2 separate regions of the Homo sapiens genome follow, and region 1 is linked to region 2. The links are chromatin loops, found by intact Hi-C in ENCODE. Cell type or tissue: CD4-positive, alpha-beta T cell. All regions are shown on one strand. Each heading gives the region's core, and the rest is flanking DNA. Links, peaks and the distances in the headings are about the cores only.

Evidence for each region. Hi-C counts contacts between places; a loop is a spot of excess contacts. Peaks named below come from ENCODE experiments on the same cell type or tissue, not always from the same donor. Only the 100,000 strongest peaks of a DNase experiment are listed, where the experiment ranks them.
Region 1: a loop joins it to region 2, with 2.9 times the contacts of the local background. A loop is called at or near these places in 2 of 110 quality-filtered maps.

The regions. Positions count from the first base shown.
Region 1 is chr12:116,753,970-116,766,571 of GRCh38, forward strand. RNFT2 (ring finger protein, transmembrane 2) reads left to right here. Exons shown (of 11, transcript NM_001382266.1): 5 at 15-91. It also overlaps the pseudogene RPL21P105. Among named protein-coding and RNA genes, the nearest start is that of RNFT2, 22 kb to the left of the region's middle. RefSeq lists enhancers at 5,652-6,236, 5,762-6,961. In CD4-positive, alpha-beta T cell, for the core only: no CTCF peak of the experiment used is centred there; a DNase peak (open chromatin) is centred at 5,922.
Region 2 is chr12:116,949,292-116,961,893 of GRCh38, forward strand. It overlaps FBXW8 (F-box and WD repeat domain containing 8), which reads left to right. Exons shown (of 11, transcript NM_153348.3): 4 at 327-415. Among named protein-coding and RNA genes, the nearest start is that of FBXW8, 45 kb to the left of the region's middle. In CD4-positive, alpha-beta T cell, for the core only: no CTCF peak of the experiment used is centred there; a DNase peak (open chromatin) is centred at 6,580.

The DNA.
Region 1 (12,602 bases), core at 1,636-9,635, 200 kb before region 2:
TCTCTGTCCCACAGGCATTGCTGTGTGCATCGGGATGGCCAGCACCTTCGCCTATGCCAACTCCACGCTTCGAGAACAGGTCTCACTGAAGGTGAGTCACTTTCCGACCTAGTCTCCTGTGGCTGCTGCAACAAATAAGCCACAAGCCAGGCACAGTCTTCCCGGCAAGTCTCCAGAGTTCATTGTATCATTCTTATGCCTTTGCGTCCTCATAGCTTAACTCCCACATATCAGTGAGAACGTACAATGTTTGGTTTTCCATTCCTGAGTTACATCACTTAGAATAATAGTTTCCAATCTCATCCAGGTCACTGCAAGTGCTGTTAATTCATTCCTTTTTATGGCTGTGTAGCATTCCACCATGTATATATGTATATACATATATATACACCACAATTTCTTTATACACCCGTTGATTGGTGGGCATTTGGGTTGGTTCCACAATTTTAAAATTGTGAATTGTGCTGCTATAAACTTGCGTGTGCAAGTATCTTTTTTGAATAATGACTTCTTTTCCTCTGGGTAGATACCCAGTAGTGGGATTGCTGGATCAAATGGTAGTTCTACTTTTAGTTCTTTGAAGAATCTCTCACACTGTTTTTCATAGCGGTTGTACTAGTTTACATTCCCACCAGCAGTGTAGACGTGTTCCCTGTCCACCGCATTCACACTAGCATCTATTGTTTTTTGACTTTTTGATTATGGCCATTCTTGCAGGAGTGAGGTGGTATCACATTGTGGTTTTGATTTGCATTTCCCTGATCATTAGCAGCGTTAAGCATTTTTTCATGTTTGTTGGCCATTTGTATATCTTCTTTTGAAAATTGTCTATTCATGTTCTTAGCCCACTTTTTGATGGGATTGTTTGTTTTTTTCTTACTGATTTGTTTGAGTTTGTTGTAGATTCCGGATATTAGTCCTTTGTCAGATGTACAGATTGTGAAGATTTTCTCCCACTCTGTGGGTTGTCTGTTTACTCTGCTGACTGTTCCTTTTGCTGTGCAAAAGCTCTTTAGTTTAATTAGGTCCCAGCTATTTATCTTTGTTTTTATTGCATTTCCTTTTGGGTTCTTGGTCATGAAATCCTTGCCTAAGCCAATGTCTAGAAGGGTTTTTCCAATGTTATCTTCTAGAATTTTTATAGTTTTAGGTCCTAGGTTGAAATCCTTAATCCATCTTGAATTGATTTTTGTATAAGGTGAGAGATGAGGATCCAGTTTCACTCTCCTACATGTGGCTAGCCAATTATCCCAGCACCATTTGTTGAAAAGGGTGTCCTTTCCCCACTTTATGTTTTTGTTATGTTCAGTTAGCTGTAAGTATTTTGGTTTATTTCTGGGTTCTCTATTCTGTTCCATTGGTCTATGTCCCTATTTTTTTTTATAGCCCAGAGGTCTTTTTTTTTTTTTTTTTTAACACCTATTATGCCATGAATTCACAGGGAATAGGTTCCAGCAGCTCAGGCTCCTTCCCATTGGCTCTCACAAAGTGTGCTTCTCTGGGTGGAGCAGGCTGGCGCTTGAGTTGAACCCAGGTACCTTTCTCTTCCGCTTCTTTCTTTTTCTGATCATTTTCCTTCATGCATTTCAGGAAGCTATCTCGGCTCTCAGAGTGCTTAATGTGCTCAATATGCACATTAATTCTCTCGGCAAGAATCTTGCCCTTAACTTGTTTGTTTACAACAATGCCAACAGCATGCTGGGTAACATTGTAGACTCTTCCAGTTTTGCCATGGTAACACTTACGGGGCATTCCTTTTTGAACAGTACCCATTCCCTTGATGTCTACGATATCACCTTTCTTATAGATTCACATATACATGGCCAAAGGAACAACTCCATGTTTTCTAAAAGGCCTAGAGAACATATATCGGGTGCCTCTCCTCTTTCCCTTTGTGTTCGTCATTTTGGCGAATTACTAGAAGATGGCAGTTCCGGCTGAAAGGAAAAGATATGTCCTTATTTTTGTACCAGTACCATGCTGTTTTGGTGACTATGGCCTTATAGTATAGGTTGAAATCAGGTAGTGTGATGCCTCCAGCTTTTTCTTTTTGCTTAGTCTTGCTTCAGTTATGTGGGCTCTTTTCTGGTTCCATATGAATTTTGGAATTTTTTTTTTCTAATTCTGTGAAGAATGATGGTAGTATTTTGATGAGGATTGCATTGAATTTGTAGATTGCTTTTGGCAGTAGGGTCATTTTCACAGTATTGATTCTACCCATTCATGAGCATGGGATGTGTTTCCATTTGTTCGTGTCATCTATGATTTCTTTCAGCAATGTTTTGTAGTTGTCCTTGTAGAGGTTTTTCAACTCCGTGGTTAGGTATATTCCTAAGGTTTTTTTTTGTTTTTTGTTTTTTGTTTTGCAGCTATTGTAAAAGGGGTTGAGTTCTTGATGTGATTCTCTACTTGGTCGCCGTTGGTGTATAAAAGAGCTACTGACTTCTGTACATTAATCTTGTATCTGGAAAGTTTGTTTTATATTGGCTGTGGGTTTATCATAGATGGCTTTTATTACACTAAGGTATGTCCCTTGTATGCCATTTTGCTGAGAGTTTTAATCATAAAGGGATGCTGGATTTTGTCAAATGCTTTTTCTGCATCTATTGAAATGATCATGTGATTTTTGTTTTTAATTCTGTTTACGTGGTGTATCACATTTATTGACTTGTGCATGTTAAACCATCCCTGCATCCCTGGTATGAAACCCACTTGATCATGGTGGATTATCTTTTTGGTAATTTGTTGGATTCGGTTAGCAAGTATTTTGTTAAGGATTTTAGCATCTATGTTCATCAAGGATATCCATCTGTAGTTTTCTTTTTTGGTTATGTCCTTTCCTGGTTTTGGTATTAGGGTGATGCTGGCTTCATAGAATGAATTAGGGAGGGTTCCTTCTTTCTCTATCTTGTGGAATAATGTTAAAAAGATTGGTACCAATTCTTCGAATGTCTGGTAGAATTCTGCTGTGAATCTGTCTGGTCCTGAACTTTTTTTTGTTGGTAATTTTTAAATTACCATTTCAATCTCGCTGCTTGTTATTGGTCTGTTTAGGGTATCTAGTTCTTTCTGATTTAAGCGAGAAGGGTTGTATTTTTCCAGGAATTTATCCATCTCTTCTAGGTTTTCTAGTTTTTGTGCATAAAGGTGTTCATAGTAGCCTTGATTGGCCTTTTATATTTCAGTGGTGTCACTTGAAATATCTCCTGTTTCGTTTCTTAGTGAGGTCATTGGATTTTCTCTCTTCTTTTCTTGGTTAATCTTGCTAATGGTCTATCAGTTTTATTTATCTTTTCAAAGAATCAGCTTCTTGTTTCGTTTATCTTTTGAATTTTTTTGTTTCAATTTCATTTAGTTCTGCTCTGATCTTGGTTATTTCCTTTCTTCTGCTGGGTTTGGATTTGGTTTCTTCTTGTTTCTCTAGTTCCTTGAGGGGTGACCTTGGAGTGTCAGTTTGTGCTCTTTCAGTCTTTTTGATGTAAGCATTTAGGGCTATGAGCTTTCCTATTAGCACCACCTTTGCCATATCCCAGAGGTTTTGATAGGTTGTGTCATTATTGTCATTCAGTTTGAAGAATTTTTTAATTTCCATCTTGATGTCATTTTTGATCCAATGCTCATTCAGGAGCAGGTTATTTAATTTCCATGTGTTTGCATGGTTTTGAAGGTTCCTTTGGGAGTTGATTTCCAGTTTTATTCTGCCGTGGTCTGAGAGAGTACTTGATATAATTTCAATTTTCTTAAATTTATTGAGGCTCGTTTTGTGGCCTATCATATAGTCTATCTTGGAGAAAGTTCCATGCGCTGTTGAATAGAATGTGTATTCTGCGGTTGTCAGATGAAATGTTCTGTATGTATCTGTTAAATCCATTTGTTCCAAGGTATAGTTTAAATCCATTGTTTCTTTGTTGACTTTCTGTCTTGATGACCTGTCTAGTGCTGCCAGTGGAATACTGAAGTCCCCTACTATTACTATGTTGCTGTCAATCTCATTTCTTAGGTCTGTTAGTCATTGTTTTATAAATGTGGGAGCTCCAGTGTTAGGTGCATATATATTTAGAATTGTGATATTTTCCTGTTGGACAAGGCCTTTTACCATTATATAATGTCCCTCTTTGTCTCTTTTAACCACTGTTGCTTTAAAGTTTGTTTTGTCTGATATAAGAATAGCTACCCCTGCTTGCTTTTGGTGTCCATTTGCATGAAATGCCTTTTTCCACCCCTTTAAGTTTATGTGAGTCCTTATGTGTTAGGTGAGTCACCTGAAGGCAGCAGATGGTTGGTTGGTGAGTTCTTATCTATTCTGTGATTCTGTGTCTTTTAAGTGGAGCATTTAGGCCACTTACATTCAATGTTAGTATTGAAATGTGAGGTACCATTGCATTCATCATGCTCTTTGTTGCCTGTGTACTTTGGTTTTTTCATTTTTTGTTTTTGCTTTTTAACTTGTATTTTTGTTTTATGGTCCTGTGTGATTTATGCTTTAAAGAGGGTCTGTTGTGATGTGTTTCCAGGATTTGTTTCAAGATTTAGAGCTCCTTTTAGCAGTTCTTATAGTGGTGACTTGGTAATGGCAAATTCTTGGTAATGGGTGAATTCTCTTAGCATTTGTTTGTCTGAAAATACTGTATCTTTCCTTCATATATGATTGTTAGTTTCACTGGATACAAAATTCTTGGCTAATCATTGTTTTGTTTGAGGAGGCTGAAGATAGGGCCCCAATCCCTTCTAGCTTGTAGGGTTTCTGCTGAGAAATCTGCTGTTAATCTGATGGGTTTTCCTTTATAGGTTAGCTGGTGCTTCTGTCTCACAGCTCTTAAGATTGTTTCCTTCGTTTTAACTTTGGATAACCTGATGACAGTGTGCCTAGGCAAAGACCTTTTTGCGATGAATTTCCCGGGTGTTCTTTGTGCTTCTTGTATTTGGATGTCTAGGTCTCTAGCAAGGCCGGGGACGTTTTCCTCGATTATTCCCCCAAATATGTTTTCCAAGCTTTCAGAATTCTCTTCTTCAGGAACACTGATTATTCTTAGGTTTGGTCATTTAACATAATCCCAGACTTCTTGGAGGCTTTGTTCATATTTTCTTATTCCCTTTTCTTTGTCTTTGTTGGATTGGGTTAATTCAAAGACCTTGTCTTCGAGCTCTGAATTTCTTTCTTCTACTTGTTCAATTCTATTGCCGAGACTTTCCAGAGCATTTCGCATTTCTAAAAATGTGTCCAAAGTTTCCTGAATTTTTAATAGTTTTTTCTTTAAGCTATCTATTTCCTTGAATATTTCTCCCTTCACTTCTTGTATCATATTTTGGAATTCGTTGCACTGGGCTTTGCCTTTCTCTGGTCCCTCCCTGATTAGCTTAATAACTAACTTTCTGAATTCTTTTTCAGGTAAATCAGGGATTTCTTCTTGGTTTAGATCCATTGCTGGTGAACTAGTGTGATTTTGGGGGAGTGTTGAAGAGCCTTGTTTTGTCATATTACCAGGGATGGTTTTCTGGTTCCTTCTCATTTGGGTAGACTCCGTCAGACGGAAGGTCTAGGGCTGAAGGCTGTTGTTCAGATTCTTTTGTCCCAGGGGGTTTTCCCTCTTTTTGGTACTCTTCCCCCTTTTCCTATGGATGTGGCTTCCTGTGAGCCAAACTGCAGTGATTGTTGTCTGTCTTCTGGGTCTAGCCACCCAGCGAGTCTACCTGGCTCCAGGCTGGTACTGGGGGTTGTCTGCACAGAGTCCTGTGATGTGAACTGTCTATGGGTCTCTCAGCCATGGATACCAGTGCCTGTTGCCATGGAGGTGGTGGAGGGTGCAATGGACTCCGTGAGGGTTCTTAGCTTTGGTGGTTTAATGCGCTATTTTTGTGCTGGTTGGCCTCCTGCCAGGAGGTGGCGCTTTCCAGAGAGCATCAGCTGTGGTAGCGTGGCGAGGAACCCGTGGAGCTCTAGAACTCTCGAGTTTCTATGGCCTTTGTCTTCCGCTACCAGGGTGGGTAGGAGGGAAGGACCATCGGGTTGGGGTGAGGCTAGGCGTTTCTGACCTCTCACTCTCCTTGGGCGGGTCTTGCTATGGGTTAAGTAGATGACATTCCCAGGTCACTGGTGTTGTGTACCAAGGAGGATTATGGTTGCTTCTGCTGAGTCATGCAGGTTGTCAGGGAAGTGGGGGAAAGCTGGCAGTCACAGGCCTCACCCAGCTCCCCTGCAAAACGAAGGGCCGGTCTCACTCCCACCATGCCCACCACAACAGCCCCCAGACCATTTCCAGGTGGAGAGCGATAGGGGCTTGAAAACCTGCCCCAGACTATCCGCCTCCCAGCTGCCAAAGAAGAGGGTTTAGTTCGTGCCGCCGCTGTGGAGTCTGCACACTGGATTTGCACCCTCCCCTGAGTTCTGGCCAGGAGGCTTCTTACCCTGTTCAAATTGTTACACAGTTCAGCTAGAGATTTGCTTCTCCCTGTGGAGTTTTAGCCCTTGCTCCTACCCATTGGATCCCCGTGGTGCCAGACAGGAATGGGCTGCTGGGGGACCCAGTGAGCTCCCAGGGCCTTGCTGCTGCTTCCTCTACGCCTGTATTTTGCTTGGCTTTCCAAATTGACTCAGCGCCAGATAAAGTTGGAAACTTCTCCTGCAAACAGACCTTCAGCTTCCCCCGTGAGGGTGAGTGTTCGGGAGAGGAGGGTCTCCCTTTCCCACTTCCGCAGTTGGGGCATTCGCAGTTTTGGGGGGCTCTCCTGGGTCCTGCAGGAGCAGTCCGTTTCCTTCAGAGAGTCTGTGGGTCCTCTCGGGATTGCTGGTTTGTCCTTGCAGTCAATCTGGTGCTAAAATTCACAATGCGAGCTGCCGCCCGCTGCTCTCTCTGGAGCTGCAATCTAGTCCTGCCTCCCATCCGCCATGATCTCACCAAAACCTCTTCTTTTATTTCATAATTTTTAGAGACAGAGTCTTGCTCTGTTGTCCAGGCTGCAGTGCAGTGGCATGACCATAGCTCATTGTAGCCTCCAACTCCCGGATTCAAGCAATCCTCTGACCTCAGCCTCCTAGGGAGGCCATTCTTCGGTCTATCACCCCTGGGTAGATCCCTGAATGTTCCTTCTTTCTCCCCTCCAACAGCAGCATCTCCTCCACGTACACCTAGCCCAGTCCCTTTACGCCGCAGACATTCAGCTCATTAGCTCACTTTCATTTTTTGTTTTTTTCTTTTTGAGACGGAATCTTGCTCTGTTGCCCAGACTGGAGTGCAGTGGCATGATCTTGGCGCACTGTAACCTCTGCCTCCCAGGTTCAAGCAATTCCTCTGCCTCAGTCTCCCCAGTAGCTGGGACTACAGACACACACCACCACGCCTAGCTAATTTTGTATTTTTAGTAGAGACGGGGTTTCACCATGTTGGCCAGGCTGGTCTCAAACTCCTGACCTCCGGTAATCCGCACACCTTGGCCTCCAAAAGTGCTGGGTTTACAGGCGTGAGCCACCATGCCTGGCCCCATTAGGTTACTTTCATTCCACCTTCATGCTTATGGCCATTCCTCTTATGCTGCTGGGTGGACATAGAGCTTCACCACCATCCTCCTGCATGTCCTCTGTGTCTGCTGAGCACTAACTGCGTGCCCGGCACAGTACTGAGCCCATTGCTCATCTCAGCAGGTTCATCCCAGCAACCTGGGAGGGAAACAAAATCATTTTTCTGTCATTTTCCCACTGAGGAAACAGTGGCTCAGAGACACTAAGTTCCTTACCTGAGGTCACACAGCCAGTGCAAGTGATGGCATCATGATTTGCACCTGGGTAGTTGAGCCCGTGCTCATTCCAGGTTCAAATCCCTGCTCCTCCACCCACCTGCAGACCCTCAATTAGGTTACCTTGGTGATCTCAGCCTCAGGTGCCGCCTCTGGAAAAGAGCCTGTTGGCACCAATTCACAAACCCATTGAAAGGATTGAATGAAATAGTGCATCCAGGCCGGTCGCGGTGGCTCACGCCTGTAATCCCAACTACTCAGAAGGCTGAGGCATGAGAATCATTTGAATCTGGGAGGCAGAGGTTGCAGTGAGCCGAGATCACACCACCACCCTCCAACCCGGGTGACAGAGTGAGACTGTCTCAAAAAAAAAAAAAAAACAGAAAAAAAGAAAAGAGCCAGGCACTGTGGCTCATGCATGCAATCCCAGCATTTTGGGAGGCCAAGGCAGGTGGATCACTTGAGGTCAGGAGTTTGAGACCAGCCTGAACAACGTGGTGAAACCCCGTCTCTACTAAAAAGATACAAAATTAGCCAGCCATGGTGGCTCACACCTGTAATCCCAGCTACTTGGGAGGCTGAGGCAGGAGAATTGCTTGAACCTGGGAGGTGGAGGTTGAAGTGAGCCAAGATTGTGTCATTGCACACCAGCCTGGGTTGAGATGGTTTGATGGTTTGAGATGGTTTCACTCCATCTCAAAACAAAAAAAAAAAACAAAGAAAGAAATAGTGCATACAAGGTGTTTAGCACAAGTACTGGGTATGGTGGCCTATGCCTGTAATCCCAGCAACTCAGGAGGCTGAGGCGGGAGGATCCCTTGAACCCAGGAGTTTGAGACCAGTCTGGGCAACATAGCAAGACCCCTTTCTTCTCTACCAATTTTTTTTTTTTTTTTTGAGATGAAGTCTCACTCTGTCACCCAGGCTGGAGTGCAGTGGTGCAATCTCGGCTCACTGCAACCTCTGCCTCCCAAGTAGCGAGATTACAGGTGTGCACCACCAAGATTACCAAGTGATTCTCCTGCCTCAGCCTCCTGAGTAGCTGAGATTACAGGTGCATGCCACCATGCCTGGCTAATTTTTATATTTTTAGTAGAGATGGGGTTTCACCACGTTGGCCAGGCTGGTCTTGAACACTTGACCTCAGGTGATCCGACCACCTCAGCCTCCCAAAGTGCTGGGATTACAGGCGTGAGCCACCATACCTGGCTTGCAAAAGTTTTTTTAAAAAGTTAGCCAGGTGTGGGGGCATGTGCCTGTCATCCTAGCTACTCAGGAGGCTGAAGCAGGAGGATTGCTTGATCCCAGGAGTTTGAGGCTGCAGTGAGCTATGATTGCACCACTGCACTCTAGCCTGGGCAACAGAACAAGACCTTCTCTGTTTAAGAAAAAATAAAAAGAAGGCAATGTTTAGCATGGTGCCTGGCATGTAGGAAACATTTAATTGAGCTAGTTTTCAAAAGTCTGTGCTTTCAGAAAAAAAAAAAAAATCTCATCAGAAAGTGGCCTAAGGATGTTAATAGGCAATTCTCAAAAGAAGATATACAAATGGCCAACAAACTTATGAAAAAATGCTCAGCATCACTACCGATCAGGGAAATGCAAATCAAAACCACAATGCAGTACCACCTTACTCCAGCAAGAATGGCCATTATCAAAAAATCAAAAAATAATAGATGTCGGCATGAATGCGGGAACACTTCTGCACTGCTGGTGGGAATGTAAACTAGTACAACCACTATGGAAAACAGTGTGGAGATTCCTTAAAGAACTAAAAGTAGAACTAGGTGGGGCGCAGTGGCTCACGCCTGTAATCCCAGCACTTTGGGAGGCTGAGGTGGGTGGATCACAAGGTCAGGAGATCGAGACCATCCTGGCTAACACAGTGAAACCCCATCTCAGTTAAAAAAAAAAATAACAAAAAAAAAATTAGCTGGATGTGGTGGCAGACGCCTGTAGTCCCAGCTACTCGGGAGGCTGAGGCAGGAGAATGGCGTGAACCTGGGAGTTGGAACTTGCAGTGAGCCGAGATCGCGCCACTGCACTCCAGCCTGGGTGACAGAGCGAGACTCCATCTCAAAAAAAAAAGGGGGCGGGGGGGGAAAGAACTAAAAGTAGAACTACCATTTGATCCAGCAATCCTACTACTAGGCATCTACCCAGAGGAAAAGAAGTCATTATACGAAAAAAATACTTACATACTCATGTTTATAGCAGCACAATTCACAATTTCAAAAATGTAGAACCATCCCAAATGCCCATCAACCAATGAGTGGGTAAAGAAACTGGTATATGTATATGATGGAATTCTACTCAGCCATAAAAAGGAATGAATTAATGGAATTCGCAGCAACCTGGATGGGATTGGAGACTATTATTCTAAGTAAAGTAACTCAGGAATGAAAAGCTAAACCTTTTGTATGTTCTCACTCATAAGTGGTAGCTAAGCTATGAGGATGCAAAGGCATAAGAATGATACAGTGGACTTTGGGGACTCTGGGGGAAAGAGTGGGAAGGGAGTGAGGGATTAAAGACTACAAATTGGGTTCAGTGTATACTGCCCAGGTGATGGGTGCACGAAAATCTCACAAATCACCACAAAAGAACTTATTCATGTAATACCACCTGTTCACCAAAAACCTATGGAAATAATTTTTTTTTTAAAGTCTGTGCTTTCTCCTGCACAGGTGATCCCATAATAATCACCAGCTTCACTGACCCTTCTATAGCATCGTCTGCTTTCTCAAAAGCACTTGGGCCTCCATGCAGCATGGAGGACAACCCAGTCTCCATTTGCACATGAGCACATTGAGGTTCGGAGTTGGGGACAGAGTCAGAGGTCCTTCCTGACCCTTAGTCTCATCTTCTTTATGCAAACTCCTTTCTGCTGTTGTTAAAACAGTAGGAGGGGGCAAGGACAGTGGCTCACGCCTATAATCCCAGCACTTTGGGAGGCTGAGACAGGTAGATCACCTGAGTTCAGCAGTTCGAGACCAGCTTGGCCAACATGGTGAAACCCCGTCTCTACTAAAAATACAAAAATTAGCTGGGCATGGTGGTGGGCGCCTGTAATCCCAGCCACTTGGGAGGCTGAGGCAGGAGAACCACTTGAACCCAGGAGGCGGAGGTTGCAATGAGCTGAGATTGCGCCACTACACTCCAGCCTGGGCAACAAGAGCGAAAGTCCGTCTCAAAAACAAACAAACAAAACAGTAGGAGGCAGCTTTGGGGGCTAGGTCTGTCTCAAATGCAGTAACATCCAAATGGCACCTTGACTTAAATTTTAGGAGCTGAGAGGATCTCTGTATCCATGGACGGGCCTCCAGGGGTCCTTGATGCTCATGAAGACACAGGTGACACTTTGCCTGTATGTGCGTATCTTCCATAAGAGCAGGTCTACATGGCCCTTAGTAAGCTTAGGCGTCGCAGCTGATTAGGAGAGAACTACCTCCTTTGTCCTTCAGTTTCTGTCTTCCCAGAACATTGCTAATTCCCTCTTCCTATTCCACCTTTGGTTTGGATTCATAGAGAATTAAACTGGAATCTATTATTCATTGGAGTAAAAAGAGCTGCCAGGTGGATTAATCACATTGATAAGAGCAGTTGGTTGGTTGGAGGTGGTTTCTAGCATCATTAACCTTGACTGCTCCTGGAATAATGGGTGGATGGAGATGCATTTGTTTCGTCCACTCTCTGGAAATGTGCATCATAACAGTGCGTGGGGCACTGAGCTGTGTCTGGAGACACTGTGTATTGAGCATTTACCGAAACCACAGGGAAGGTTACACTGGGAAAGTTATGACCTCATCTTATTCCAGCAATGCAGCCACTCCAGTCTGAAAAAAGGCACGAGCTGTTGAGAATCAACAGCAGAGGGATCTGCCTATGTGTCCCAGGGTACATAGGCAGGAACACGCCCCCCTTTGCATCTCCTTCAGACATTTCCTAGGATTGCTGTCAGGCTATGAAACTGCTGGGAAACAGCAAACTGAGGATTTCCAATTTGTCTTCCTGGGGACTAGACAGGAATGAGGCTGAAGAAGGAGAAATGGGGCTGGATTGTGAAGGGCTTTGAGAATTAGGTATATAAGCTTGGATTTAATTCTACACTGTGGCATTCCATGGAATGGTCAGTCCAGGGCAGCGGGCCAGAGGTCTTCCCTAGAAAAAGTGAAAGCAGAAATTTCCAGCCTCTAGATCTGAATCTTCTGCTGGGTTGTAAACTCTTAATAATCAGTCCTACCCCTTAGCAAGCTTTAAATATGAATCTGTACCAGACTGAATGTTTGCATTTAAAAATTTGACTTTTGCCTGTAATTCCAGTGTTTTGGGAGCCCAAGGCAGGAGGATCACTTGAGGCCAGGAGTTCAAGACCAGCCTGAGCCAAATAGCAAGACTCTGTCTCTAAAAAAAAATAAAAATTTTTTTTTAATTAGCCAGGTATAGTGACACCTGCCTGTGGTGCTAGCTACTTAGGATGCTGAGGCAGGAGGATCACTTGAGCCCAGGAGTTCAAGGTTACAGTGAGCTATGATCACACTACTGTACTCCAGCCTAGGGAACAGAAAAAAAAATTAAAATAAAAAATTTGATTTAATCTTTAACAACCCCATTTTCAAATGAAGACACTGAGACTTAAAACACAGCCCCTTGAGGTTTCTTAACCTCTCTGTGCTTTAGTTCTTAACAGCATTTTATGTACTTTAATTCTTACAACTCTATAAGGTAGATACTAAGATATACCCATTTTACAGATGAGGAAAGGGAAACTGAAAGAGTTTAAATAACTTGCCTGGAGTTGGACAGCTCCCACACAGGATTTGACCAGGGATTTGAATGTGTGCCATGCTGCTCTGGAGTCTGCTGCGAAC
Region 2 (12,602 bases), core at 2,352-10,351:
GATACATGCCAGCCTATTGTGGATGGTAGTTATTGGTGAGCACATATTTGCTTTCTATTCTGTAACCTCCTGGAGGATGGGGCAATGTCTCACACGTCCTGTGTCCTCGAGTTCAGTGCCTTTGGGATATATGGTAACTCGCCCATGCTTAACAGCTTAGCATGTTAGTCATCATCTTTGTCTTTTTGAATGCCCATGGAACTTTGAATGCACTTGTTGTCCATGCTGTAGAGAATTGCTGTGGAAAGTAGGTGAAAAAGCACGATGCTTGGCTTTCGGGCTGTCCCGAGAGCAGTCTAAACTGCATCCCCCTTTTCCTCACGCAGAATCGCAAAGGTGCCGTGAGCGAGCTGGAGCATGTTCCTGACACAGTTTTGTGTGATGTGCATTCTCACGATGGTGTGGTCATTGCGGGGTAAGCCAAACCGTTTCCACTGAGTGCTCTGCATCTGAAGGTCTTTCATTTTTCTCATACCACCCTCTGAGTACCAGTGACCTTAGCTTCCTTTGAGAGCATGTACCTCCCTCAGTTACAGCCCATGTGGAAGAGGGAGAGTCTCCGTGATTCTGTTCCCAAGGACGTGAGAGCGCGCAGCAAGGGTGAGAAGCACATGGTGTAGAGCGGATCTGTGATCCATTTGTCTCAATATGTCTTTCCCAGCTTTTAAATCACTCTTGTGGCATGTTATGTGAGATTTTCATTAAGGCAAACAGTTTGTATTTTATGAAGACATAAAAAAGTCAAGCAAAGATAATAAGTGTTGGCACAGACAGGCCCTGTTCTCATTCTCTTTTTCTAAATCCCTTATTGTGAAGAAGGGCTTTGGCCACACATAATCTTCCTTCCCCACCATATAGTACCTATTTGTTACTTAAGTTGTCCTGACATTGTTTTTTTTTTTCTCCATGGCCAACACATTTAATTTTAGCTTCTGTAAATTCCTTCAGCTTCTGTCCCAAAAACCACTTTGATGAAGTCTTCCTACTTTGTTACAGAGGTACATTTATATATTTATTTACTCTACAATAAGATCAGTTTTCTTTTTGGATTAGGAAGATGTCATGAACTACAGCCTCAGACTGTATACTTAATGCCATAAAGTAGAAAGCAGAACACTTAAATTTCTTAGTTTGGATCAGCTATGGAGTGAGACGCCTTAGGGAACTTCCTGCCTATGGGAAAATAAAACAAACCTTGGACTTTAAAACTCAGTAGTAGAGGAGTCCTTTTCTTTAAAGAAAAATCTTTCTTTAAGCAGCATTCCTTAAAGAGCACCTTTTGAATAGAAATTCCACACAGTCGGATTATTTTAATATTTTGTGGCATGCAGTGCCTATGAAAAAAAGTATTTCTGCTTTAAACAAGATGTACCCAGGAGGCAGGCTTTTCTTCAGTTTCTGTTTCACTGGCTATGATTTAGAGGTGAAAGCCCTTCTTGGGAGTGCTGCAGAACTAGTTTTAGAAAGGTTGATGGTCCAGATACTTGCGATTCTGTCCATTAAGTTATCGATGCTCGTTGCTAAAATGTGGGCCTGCGATCAACTGATATGCAGCTCCTTTCTACCCACGGATGCTACAGTTTGGTGTGAACTCCGGAAGGTACTTAGATCATTCCAGCTTAAAGGGATCTCTGCCTAGAGTGTCAGAAGACACTTGAGGACAGAAGGCTGAGACTGGACTGAAAGAGTCGCAAAAGAACTTAAAAATAAAGGAGAGCCTTGACTCTCAAAGCCAATTATGAATTTCTTCTCTGGAGCTCCCGAAGGGCAGGCCCCCTACGAGTCCAGATGCCAGTCCTTCTCTCTCTGCCTCTCTGTTCCCTCGGGGTCTGTTCAACATTACAGATTATGCCAGCACAGAGCACGATGGCCACGTTCTGTGGATCGATAGGATGAAACTTGATCTGTGGGTCGAGAGGCTCCTGGTGGCTCCTCTTTCTAAGAAAACCTTACGTTGATGGCTTAGCATGAGAGACTTCAGTCTTGCTTGTATGTAGAGCATCTTGTGTTTATCATTAAAATTTTATCTGGTGGTTACGATGCTTGTTTTCTGGGTCAGATCTTGAATCCCTTTTCATTTGAGACAGCGGTGTTTGTGGTTACCTCATTCCCAATCAATGTTGAATTCACCAGGCTTTCTACAGTTATGTATCTCCAAGGAGCTTCTTAAAGAGACAGTGGCCAACTCACCCCTTCTTTCTCTTGTACTTACCTCGTGTTTCTCTTATTCTTCTTTTTTCCTTCCCTTTTCTCTTTCTTTTGCACAAGTGGAGTCTGTTCAGAGGCTTAGTTTTATGTACCTAGAGCTAAACTATGAAGCATTTTTGCATTTACACCTATTAAGTACATTTCACATCATTGATGGAGAGCAGAATCTCTTCTTCTCACCTTTTCAGCTCTCTATGTAAATATTCCTAGTTTGGGGCCATGCTGCATAGGCCCAGACTGATATTTATTGCAGTGAACCTCATGATGGACCCAGTCATGGTTCTTCCCTACTCTCCTTTTCACATAAAACCAGTGAAATCTGAAAATAGTCACTCGTTGATAAACGCATTTGACACTCAAATACCCATCATGTGAACAGGACCTGGTGCCTGTCTCCCTGAGGCTTGTTTTTCCAGTGGGGAAACATTCTTTCCAAAGCATTTGATTGTTCACTCTTTTGTCCGTGAGTCTTTGCTTACTCTACAGTCTTACAAATAATTTCTAGTTAACTTTTCCTGACATTCAAAGCTCTTTGACATTTCTTTCCAAGCTACCTTTTTCCTTATTACACTTTTCAAGTGTACCTTTGTTTTTTCCACACTGTTCTATTTAGTTACCTCTGACTGCATCATTTTTTTAGTTAAGATACAGTCATATGCTGCATAACAGCGTTTTAGTCAATGATGGGCCCCATATATGACATTGGCCATTCATGTACCCTAGGTGTATAGTAGGCTCTGCCACCTGGGTTTGTGTAAGAACACTCTGTGATGTTTGCACAAATGATAAATTCACCAAAGGATGCATTTTTCTGAGTGTAACCCTGTCGTTTAGTGACACGACTGTATAATTCATATGCCATAAAATTCACTCTTTCAAAGTGTACAATTCAGTGATTTTTTCTTAGTAGATTTACAAGGTTGTGCAACCAACACCACTATCTAATTCCAGAACATTTTCATCAACTGGAAACCCAGAACCCATTCTTTAAGGCCTACTCCAGTCCTGTCTCCTCCCAGAGATTTCTCTAGCACTGTAGCCTAGCGTCCATTCTTCTCGGAACTCCTAGAGACGGGACCATCTACAGCTGACAGGGCAACTCATCGTGTGGCCTTGCTGTTTCACTGAAACATTTTTTGTTTTATATTATTATTTTACTTAGAAATAATATTTAACTTTACAGCCATCTACTGTATTTTCTTTCCAGCAATTTGTAAGCATCTTTTTAAAATTTACATTTAAATTTTTATTGTTTTGAGACACAGTCTCACTCTGTCGCCCAGGCTGGAGTGCAGTGGTGTGATCTCAGCTCACTGCAACCTCCACCTCCCAGGTTCAAGCGATTCTCCTGCTTCAGCCTCCCGAGTAGCTGGGACTACGGGCGTGTGCCACCACACCCAGCTAATTTTTGTATTTTTAGTAGAGATGGGGTTTCACCATGTTGGCCAGGCTGGTCTCAAACCCCTGGCTTCAAGAAATCAGCCCACCTCAGCCTCCCAAAGTGCTGGGATTACAGGCGTGAGCCACTGCACCCGGCCTGTAAGCATCTTTTAAAACCATGAGTGGTATGTAATATTTTGTTAAATGTATACTGTTTTATATGGAGTAAGCATTAAAACTTAATACACAGACTCCCCTTGTCCCCTGCCACCTATATATGATGTTATATGGGAAACTAGAGAAATGCCTATGTCTGTTCTCTACTTTCTTAGTTTTCTCAGTTTAGAATCATACATTTTTAAACCTGGAAGGAACTTTAGAGATGATGCGTTCCAAGACCCTCATCTTGCTTGAGGTGGCAGAGGCTCAGGGCCAGGCTGGGTGTGCGTGAGTGGAGCCGCTCCGCTGTGTTTCTGCAGCATCCACAGGCAGGGCTGGCTGGTGAGGCTGCCGTTTCCAGCCCTCATTTGCTGCTCTGAAGCTTTGGCTATTATAGCATCATTTTGGTTTTTCTTTTGTGGCATGTGTCTATTTAAAAACAAAAGCAGCCGGCTGGGCGCGGTGGCTCACGCCTGTAATCCCAGCACTTTGGGAGGCCGAGGCGGGCGGATCACAAGGTCAGGAGATCGAGACCATCCTGGCTAACACGGTGAAACCCTGTCTCCACTAAAAAATACAAAAAAATTATCCGGGCATGGTGGCGAGTGCCTGTAGTCCCAGCTACTCAGGAGGCTGAGGCAGGAGAATGGCGTGAACCCAGGAGGTGGAGCTTGCAGTGAGCCAAGATCGCGCCACTGCACTCCAGCCTGGGCGACAGAGCAAGACTCCATCTCAAAAAAAAAAGACAAAAAAACAAAACAAAACAAACAAACAAAAAACAAGAAAAACAAAACCAGCCGGGCATGGTGGCTCACGCCTGTAATCCCAGCACTTTGGGAGGCCTAGGCGGGCAGATCATGAGGTCAGGAGTTCAAGACCAGCCTGGCCAACATGGTGAAACCCCATCTCTACTAAAAATACAAAAATTAGCTGGGCGTGGTGGCGGGCACCTGTAATCCTAGCTACTTGGGAGGCTGAGGCAGGAGAATTATTTGAACCTGGGAGGCAGAGGTTGCAGTGAGCTGAGATCGCACCATTGCATTCCAGCCTGGGCGACAGGGCGACTCTGTCTCAAAAAAAAAAAAAAAAAAAAAAAGAAAAAGCAGTGGTAAAAACCATGTTGTTTTGCAACCGTGTTAGAAAGTAGAGAAGAGAAAGCCACTCAAATTCTAGCATGGAACACAACCTTTATTAAGGTCTCCCATGTGTCTGGTTTGGTTTTCAGTCTGTTTTTCTATGCATGTTTTTTCATAGTGTGACTGTAGCCTTTGTTAGATTTGTGGCCTTTTCCCTCACCAAACTGATGAATTTTTTTCATGTTGCATATTTTTCATTACTTTCTTTGACTTGTTGCAAAAACACTTTGGATAATTATACCCCAATTTCCCTATTTATTCCCCTAATAGTGGACATTAAGGTCATTTCCTGTGTTTTGTTATATGTATGTTATGAATATTTTATGTATAGATGTCTGCAAATTTTTCTCCTTTTTAGCATTACAAATCTTTATTTTAAAATGATTAGACACATGCTACTGTAGAAACTTGAAATTCTATATAAGTATATAAAATAAAGAGTTAAAGTTCTCTCATTATCGTCTCCTAGTCTTGCAATCCTGATTGTTTTCCTAGGCTAGAGTCCTGTAAGCAGAATTACTGGATTTAGGGGAATGAATTTTTATTTTCCAGATTAATAAATTATTTAAAAGTGCTTTTGTAGCCCTCAGCTTCTTTGCAATCTAACCTTTTGACTTGAAGTCTCCAAACCATCCCTGCCATCTTCCTGTTAGTGCTGTACATAGTGAGAGCCCGTGCCTCCTGCCCCTCTTCCTTCCTCCCCGTCTAACCTCCCTCCAGCTGGCTCCATCCCAGCCCCACTGTGCTGCACTCTCAGAGGTCACCCGTGATCTTTTGGTCAACAAACCAATAGCCTTTTCTTGGCTCGTCCTCTCCAGCCTCTTGGCAACATTTGGTGCTGTTGACTTTCCCCTCTTGAAATGGGGGGGGGGGGCCCTGTATTAAGCATCTGTATGCCCTCAGAGTCTAACATCTTTCCCAGGACCCAGGAAACTTTGAGCCAAGTGTGTAAGAAAGGAAAACTCCCCTTCGGCGATTCCACACTCTCTGGACTTCCATTACCTCCGTGAGCGCCTTCTCTGGCCCTCGTTCTTGTCTTTCTCTGCTGTCACTTGACCACTTAGCAAGGATATGCAGCAGCGCAGAAAAGACCTGCACCAGTTGTTTTCTTTGTTGGAGAGATAAGTGGACGTGCCTTCAACTGCGACTGAGACATTCAGACACAACTTTTACTTTGCTTTTTCAGCGAAAATTTCTCATTTCTGTAACTTGAGAAAAATTTATGTTCATAAGTCACCAGTCTCTACAGAATCAGTCACCTGTCTTTCTCTCAAAGTTCAGCGCCTGTCTGCATTTGTATCTGTGATCTGCTGGACCTCCTGAAATGCTAGCGAGGTTTAGTGTGTGTTTTCCTTGTGTTTTAGCACAGAGTTTGTCTAGAAAGTTAGTTGATAGTAAGTGCTCAGGAAACATGTCTTTTGTTTGTTTCTTTGATTTATTGTGGTAACAGCTCTTAGAATTTTAGAATGTTTTGAAAATTGTATGTTTATCCTTGAGGAGAAAGAGTAGAAGAAAGGGGCATATGGAAACATCCCTGTTCTGTTTTGTGATGCTTAGACTGTTCTCGTCTTCCTTCTCCCCAGTTGCCCTCTGGAAGTTAAGTGTTGCAATCAGATGACATCATGAGTTCAAAAAAGACAGTATAAAACCTGAGGTGCAGGGCTAGGTGTCGTTTGCCATAAGTAGTGAAGGAGAGCCACCTAGTGAAGAGTGCATCTCAGGTAGAACCAGTAGCTCCTTGGAGGCCTTGTGCCAGCTCTGCTAACCATTAAGCCATTAGCTCACCAGAAGCTTTTATCAGATGCCCAGGAGTATGATGGTGTTTTGCAATAAACTCTCTCCTCATTGTTACTTGAGATTCATAAGGCTAAAGCATTCTAGTTGGCATAAGAAAACACACTTTTCTATTCATATGAGAGGACATTTTCTCTCTTTTGGTTTTAAAAAAAACACCAAGCAACCTGTTTGTGTTGAGGTTTTTTTCATTACTCCTAAATATTTTCTCCCCTGGTTTCCGCCTTTTTAGCATACCGTTCCTGCCTTTGCTGGAAGGAGCAGGGCTGTGTATCCATGCTTCTCTTCTGCCTAGTGTGGTTGGAAGGAGAACTGTATCATTTGCTGCAAACCATTAGCGCTCTTCTTACCCTAAAAACACTCAGTTGTCCCATTTTTGCTTCATTCCTTTTGAGGCAAGTGTGCCCAAGTAGATACAAAACAAAACTGCCCATACCTCTCTAGCAACCAAGTGATCTCTGGCTGCTGCTTCAGCTGCCAGACATGGCCTGATTCAAATATGTTTTTATTTTTCTGAGCCCCATTCATACACCCTGGCGTCAGAGTGAGAGGGTTTGCAGTTCTTTGTAGACAGAGAGCAAAATTTGGAGCTTCAAATTTATATATGTAAAAATTGGTGTCTGAATCTTTGGTTGGTTCAGTTTGCCTGTTGGCCCTTCAGTGGAATTTTATCATTGTTTTACAATTAAGAAGTATTGGAAAATATAATTTTAAACAGGGCAGGCACAGTGGCTCATGCCTGTACTCCCAGCACTTTGGGAGGCCAAGGTGGGTGGATCACTTAGGGTCAGGAGTTTGAGACCAGCCTGGCTAACATGGTGAAACCCTGTCTCTACTAAAAATAGAAAAATTAGCTGGGCATGGTGACACGTGCCTGTAATCCCAACTACTCGGGAGGCTGAGGCAGAAGAATCGCTAGAACCCAGGAGGTGGAGGTTGCAGTGAGCCGAGGTCATGCCACTGCTCCCCAGCCTGGGCAACAGAGTGAGACTCCATCTCCAAAAAATAAACAAAGTCATCTAAGGTAACTTGAAATACCTTGCTTTTAGCTATGTTGTCCTCTGCTTTTTCCAGTAATTACAAATGTACCTTGTTATTAGCCGGGCACAGTGGCATGCCTGTAATCCTAGCACTTTGGGAAGTCAAGGCAGGTGGGTCACTTGAGGTCAGGAGTTTGAGACCAGCCTGGCCAACATGGCAAAACCCCTTCTCTACCAAAAATACAAAAATTAGCCAGGCATGGTGGTGCACACCTGTAATCTCAGCTACTCGGGTGGCTGAGGCACAAGGATCACTTGAACCCGGGAGGTAGAGGTTGCAGTGAGCCAGGATCATGCCACTGCACTCCAGCTTGGTGACAGCGAGACTGTCTCAAAAAAAATTTTTTTTTAAAAAAGGACCTTTTTATCGACTGTATACCATGCCAAAATATGAATAGTAGCTTTAATGTGAATACGTATATATTTGCCCTGAATTTAAAAATATTTTCTGTTCGGGAACTGAAGCCCTCAAGGATCGTGTTTCCAACACTCGCTTAGTTTTATATGTATGTGTGAAAAATAAATACTGCCTATGGATTACTTTGAGACTGTTGAGATAACAGATGCTTTGTAAATAACATAGGTATAAGGTTGTGTGAGATAAATGTTGCCCATATATACTTACTAAGGACATGCGTTCCATTTTTCTCCTTTTTTAAAAAAACTTTTTCCCCTAACAGTTTTCCTTTAAACCTTGTTTTGTATAGATTTTCTGCTGCTAGTTATTGTGACATTGGACTGTTTCCCATAAGGAACTCGATCATTACCCGTTAGGGACCTCTTTTTAAAAATACTTTTAAATTTATTTATTTTCTGCTGTGAGGTATACATGCTCTTCTGGTAAATAAGTCTGAGGTAAGATATTGATAAGTGACTAGAGGAGAGCATTACATTTATTATATCTTTAATGAAGGAGCTCCAGAATATCCTTGATAAATACTGGTGAACTCATGACTGCATTTATCCATCTCTGGTTCTCCGAGGAATAATGGGAAGGGCCACAGCTACAATAACTCTGCATAATCATCATTGACTCTGACTCTATTGATTGTGATTAACCAAGATGTATGGAAAACAGTTTTAAGTGTGTAGTGCATGTATCTCATAAGGTCCATTAAGACGTTCATTATTTTTCAATTGATGCGTCTTAAGCCCCACTTGATGTTTGTTGTAGTGCATTTCCACAGAAGGATTCTGCACTGTGGGATTGAGTTCATTTTGTTAATTGCATAATACAACCCCATCGTGTTTCATAGAAAATAGTAAATACTCTTGCTTTTATTGATTGGTATTCTTTGATATTACTGAAGAAATACCAAAGAAGCAAAGGAGCAAAGAAATACCAAAGAAGCAAAGGAGCAAGTGAATAGTTCTTCAAACTTTTACATATTAAGGGCACGAATGTTTCTTGAAATGTGGACACTGCAGTTTTAGGAGCCTCTGCCTGATTGCTCAGTAGGCTTTAAACCACTTCCATCTTCTGGGTTTAAGTCAGTAGATTCATTCATTCCGTCAACACCCACTAAGCATGGATGAATACCACACACAACCCCCCTGGTCATGGCGAGTTTATAGGCTGCCAAGGGATCCAGTTACTGGTGTTTACAGAACACTCTGGGAGGTGTTAGGGTTGGGGAGGAGCACGGTGCCATAACATGCTAGGGAGAGGCACCTCATACAGGCTCAGCATCAGGCTAGCTTCCTGCTGGGAAATGACTTTCAACCTGAATCCAGAAGGATGACTAGGACTTGGCCAGGTGGAGTTTTATATGGGGCAGAGATGCTGCCCTCCTCACTCCCCAACCAGTAGTGATCATGAATAACTCATTACTGCATTTGTTTTTCTGGTAAGCTGGATGAAACACAGCTTCAGAATCCTTCTCAACACAGAGCTCTAGGCAACCACTACCATGTACTGGATTTGACACACAAACGAAACCATTTGCTGTTCCTGGCCTGAAGCCTCATAACAGGGCCCCTCTTGGCTGCTCTGGGTGCCTGATCAGAACAGAACTGTGACTTGGTTTGGGAGTGGCTGTTTGTGTATGATCCTGTAGAGAAAGAAGTCTTGCTAACGGTTCCATATGTTCTCCTGCATCCCCTGAGAAGCAGGCATGGGAGGCAACAGGTTGCATCTGCTCAGCTCCCAGTCCTGCTCCCAGCATACTGAGCCTTTTTTGTTGGCTTCTCGCCTTCCAGTTGCAATTTAGTGGTCGAATTGATGGGTTAGGGTCAGGGGCTGTGTCCTGCAAACCTGAGTCATAATATTGAAAACAATAAATTCCTTATATTGCACTTAAATGGGGGTGGTTCTTAAAAGCAGTATTTGTTTAAAGACAGTGTCATCTGAGGAGGCAGAGTGGCTTGTTGGCTAAGCAGTGATTGAGAAAAACCTGGGGCACATTTTGATCCCAGCTGTGCCACTAAAATGTTTCTTGTGACCCTGGGTAAGTCACTTAACCTTACTTCTCAGCATTCTTAAATCAAAACAACCCCCCAGCTTGCTAGGAAGGGCCTTAAAAAATTTTGTTTTTAGCAAATAAGAGCTGACACCTGGAAGCAAAATGGAAACGCTGCTGGATACTTATGAAGAAGAAAGGTTGTTTTTAGCTGTACAGTATTTATTCCTTCTTATTCTTCTAGTCCCTTAGTCCAATAAGTAGTCTGCTTATTGGAAACTTACTAGTTAATGAAAGCTCTTTGGTGGTAAATCATTTTAAATTGTCAATCCCTCTGTCGTGCAGAGCTTGAGAGAGGCTCTATTCCCATTCTTTCAACAAAAAATCAGCTATGGTCTCTGACCTATTTATTTAGAGGTAAACTCAACCTTGCCAAGTGTAGAAAAGACTGGGAAAGCACACAGCTTCACTGGGCTGGGGCATATCCTCATTTGGAAAAGACTTCTTTCTTCTTCAGTTTTTCCTTAGTGTTCTTACATCAGCTAGTATATTAGTTGCAGTTGTACTTTGCACAGACGCTAATTAGAGAGCCATCAACATTGGGTTCCAAAGGCTTACTGACAATGTAACTGTCATAGTGGCATCTTAATTGGTTGAGTGTAATTGTCATTAGGCAGCGATAAAGACATCTGGAGCTCTGGAGAAAAATCAGCCTTTTTTCCTACCTCCATTCGTTATCTGTTCTTGCTGCTCCTGGCCAATGTTGTTAAGCACTTTTAGATCACATTTAGGGTTTGGTCCAGGTCCCTCTGCCCCAACCTGTGTTTTACCCTACCAAAGATGTCTGTTTCCTTAGCACAAGTTCATGAGCATGGAGGCTGCCTCCCATGCTATTGTGGCTTTCACTTAGGTTAGATTTGAGAGCCCGCTGCTGAGTCATAATGCAGTACCTGCTGCAGTAGCATATTTAGTCTCAGTTCCTGTCAATACAGGAGACGTAGAGGCTTTTATATTTTACCTCCTGAGTCATTTTGCAGCAAAACATTTATGTTATTATCATACCTTTTGGTCATGGAGAATGAAGTTAATTTAAATAGATATATGGAAAATTTCATGTTTATTGAAATAATTTAGCTTATCCCCTGTTTTATAGTTTTTATTCAGTTTGGAAATAAGTGGAAGCAGTCTAATGCACATCAGTGTGTACATTCTGGGTGTTTCACTCATCATTACCATTGGAAAGTGGGCAGTGGAAATAAAGAGGTACCCCTCAAGCCAGTCAGGTTGTTACCTGCGGACACCCCCTTTCAGTCACTATTTATGATGAGCTCTGCATAAGGCACTGTGATGGAGGCTATGGCACTGCGGTAGGGCCTTCTTGAAGACTTTACAGTCAAGTTGAGGAGACGATCAATGCATAAGGACTGTATTAGTAAAAGCAGTTTCTTCAGATAAAGGGCATAGTAGTTGAGTCAGAAAGCTTCAGGCTTCAAGGAGGGGAGGGGAGGGCCTGTGTTAGACCTTGAGGGGTTGGTAGGATTGGGCTGGGTTGGTGATTCTCAATCTTGGCTGTATATTGAAAACATTGATGCCTGGTTCTATCCCCAAATGGTCAGATTTATTTGGTCTGGGAGGCTGGAATGCAGTGGCACAATCTCGGCTCACTGCAACCTCCACCTCCCAGTTCAAGCGATTCTTCTGCCTCAGCCTCCCAAGTAGGTGGGATTACAGGCACGCACCACCACACCTGGCTAATTTTTGCATTTTTAGTAGAGACGAGGTTTCACCCTGTTGGCCAGGCTGGTCTCAACCTCCTGACCTCAGGTGATCTGCCCCTGCCCTCAGCCTCCCAAAGTGCTGGGATTACAGGCATGAGCCACCGTGCCCGGCCTGTATCTGCACTTTTTAAAGCATTCCAGGCAAATTTAATGTGCAGCCCAGGCTGGACCCCACTGGGCTGGGAGGTGAGGAGGTGAGGTACTGCAGCAAGGTGGGGCAGAGAATCAGAGTTCAGAGGCAAGAGCATTTGGGATCCTCTCTGGAAGCCGGCCCGTGTGAAGGGAGAGTAGAAAATGAGGCTGGGGAGAGGGGTGGAAGTTAGTTTGTGGTGGGTTTTCAGTAGGTCTCATAATTAAAATTTCATTCAATAAGGTGTTAAGATGTAAGACTTTATAGAGGGTTCTCTGGGTATATGGCAAGCGCTGTTCTAGTCTGTCTGTTCCAGTCATTGCATGCACAGCTATGAACAAAACCCAGACCCTGAGCTCAGAAGCTTCAGGCTGGTAGGGAGATGAACAGTGAGATGATCACAGACATGCACCACTGCCATGACGGAGACGTCCAGGCTGCCGTGAAGGTAGATCGTAGTGCGGTGTAGTGTGGCATGTGAGGGAGAAAGGAAGTAAAGGAAATGGTTCCAGAAGAAAGATTCATGCAGTCAGGTGTTTTGAAGGGCTTGGCTTGTGGGGGGAGGATTGAATGGAAGA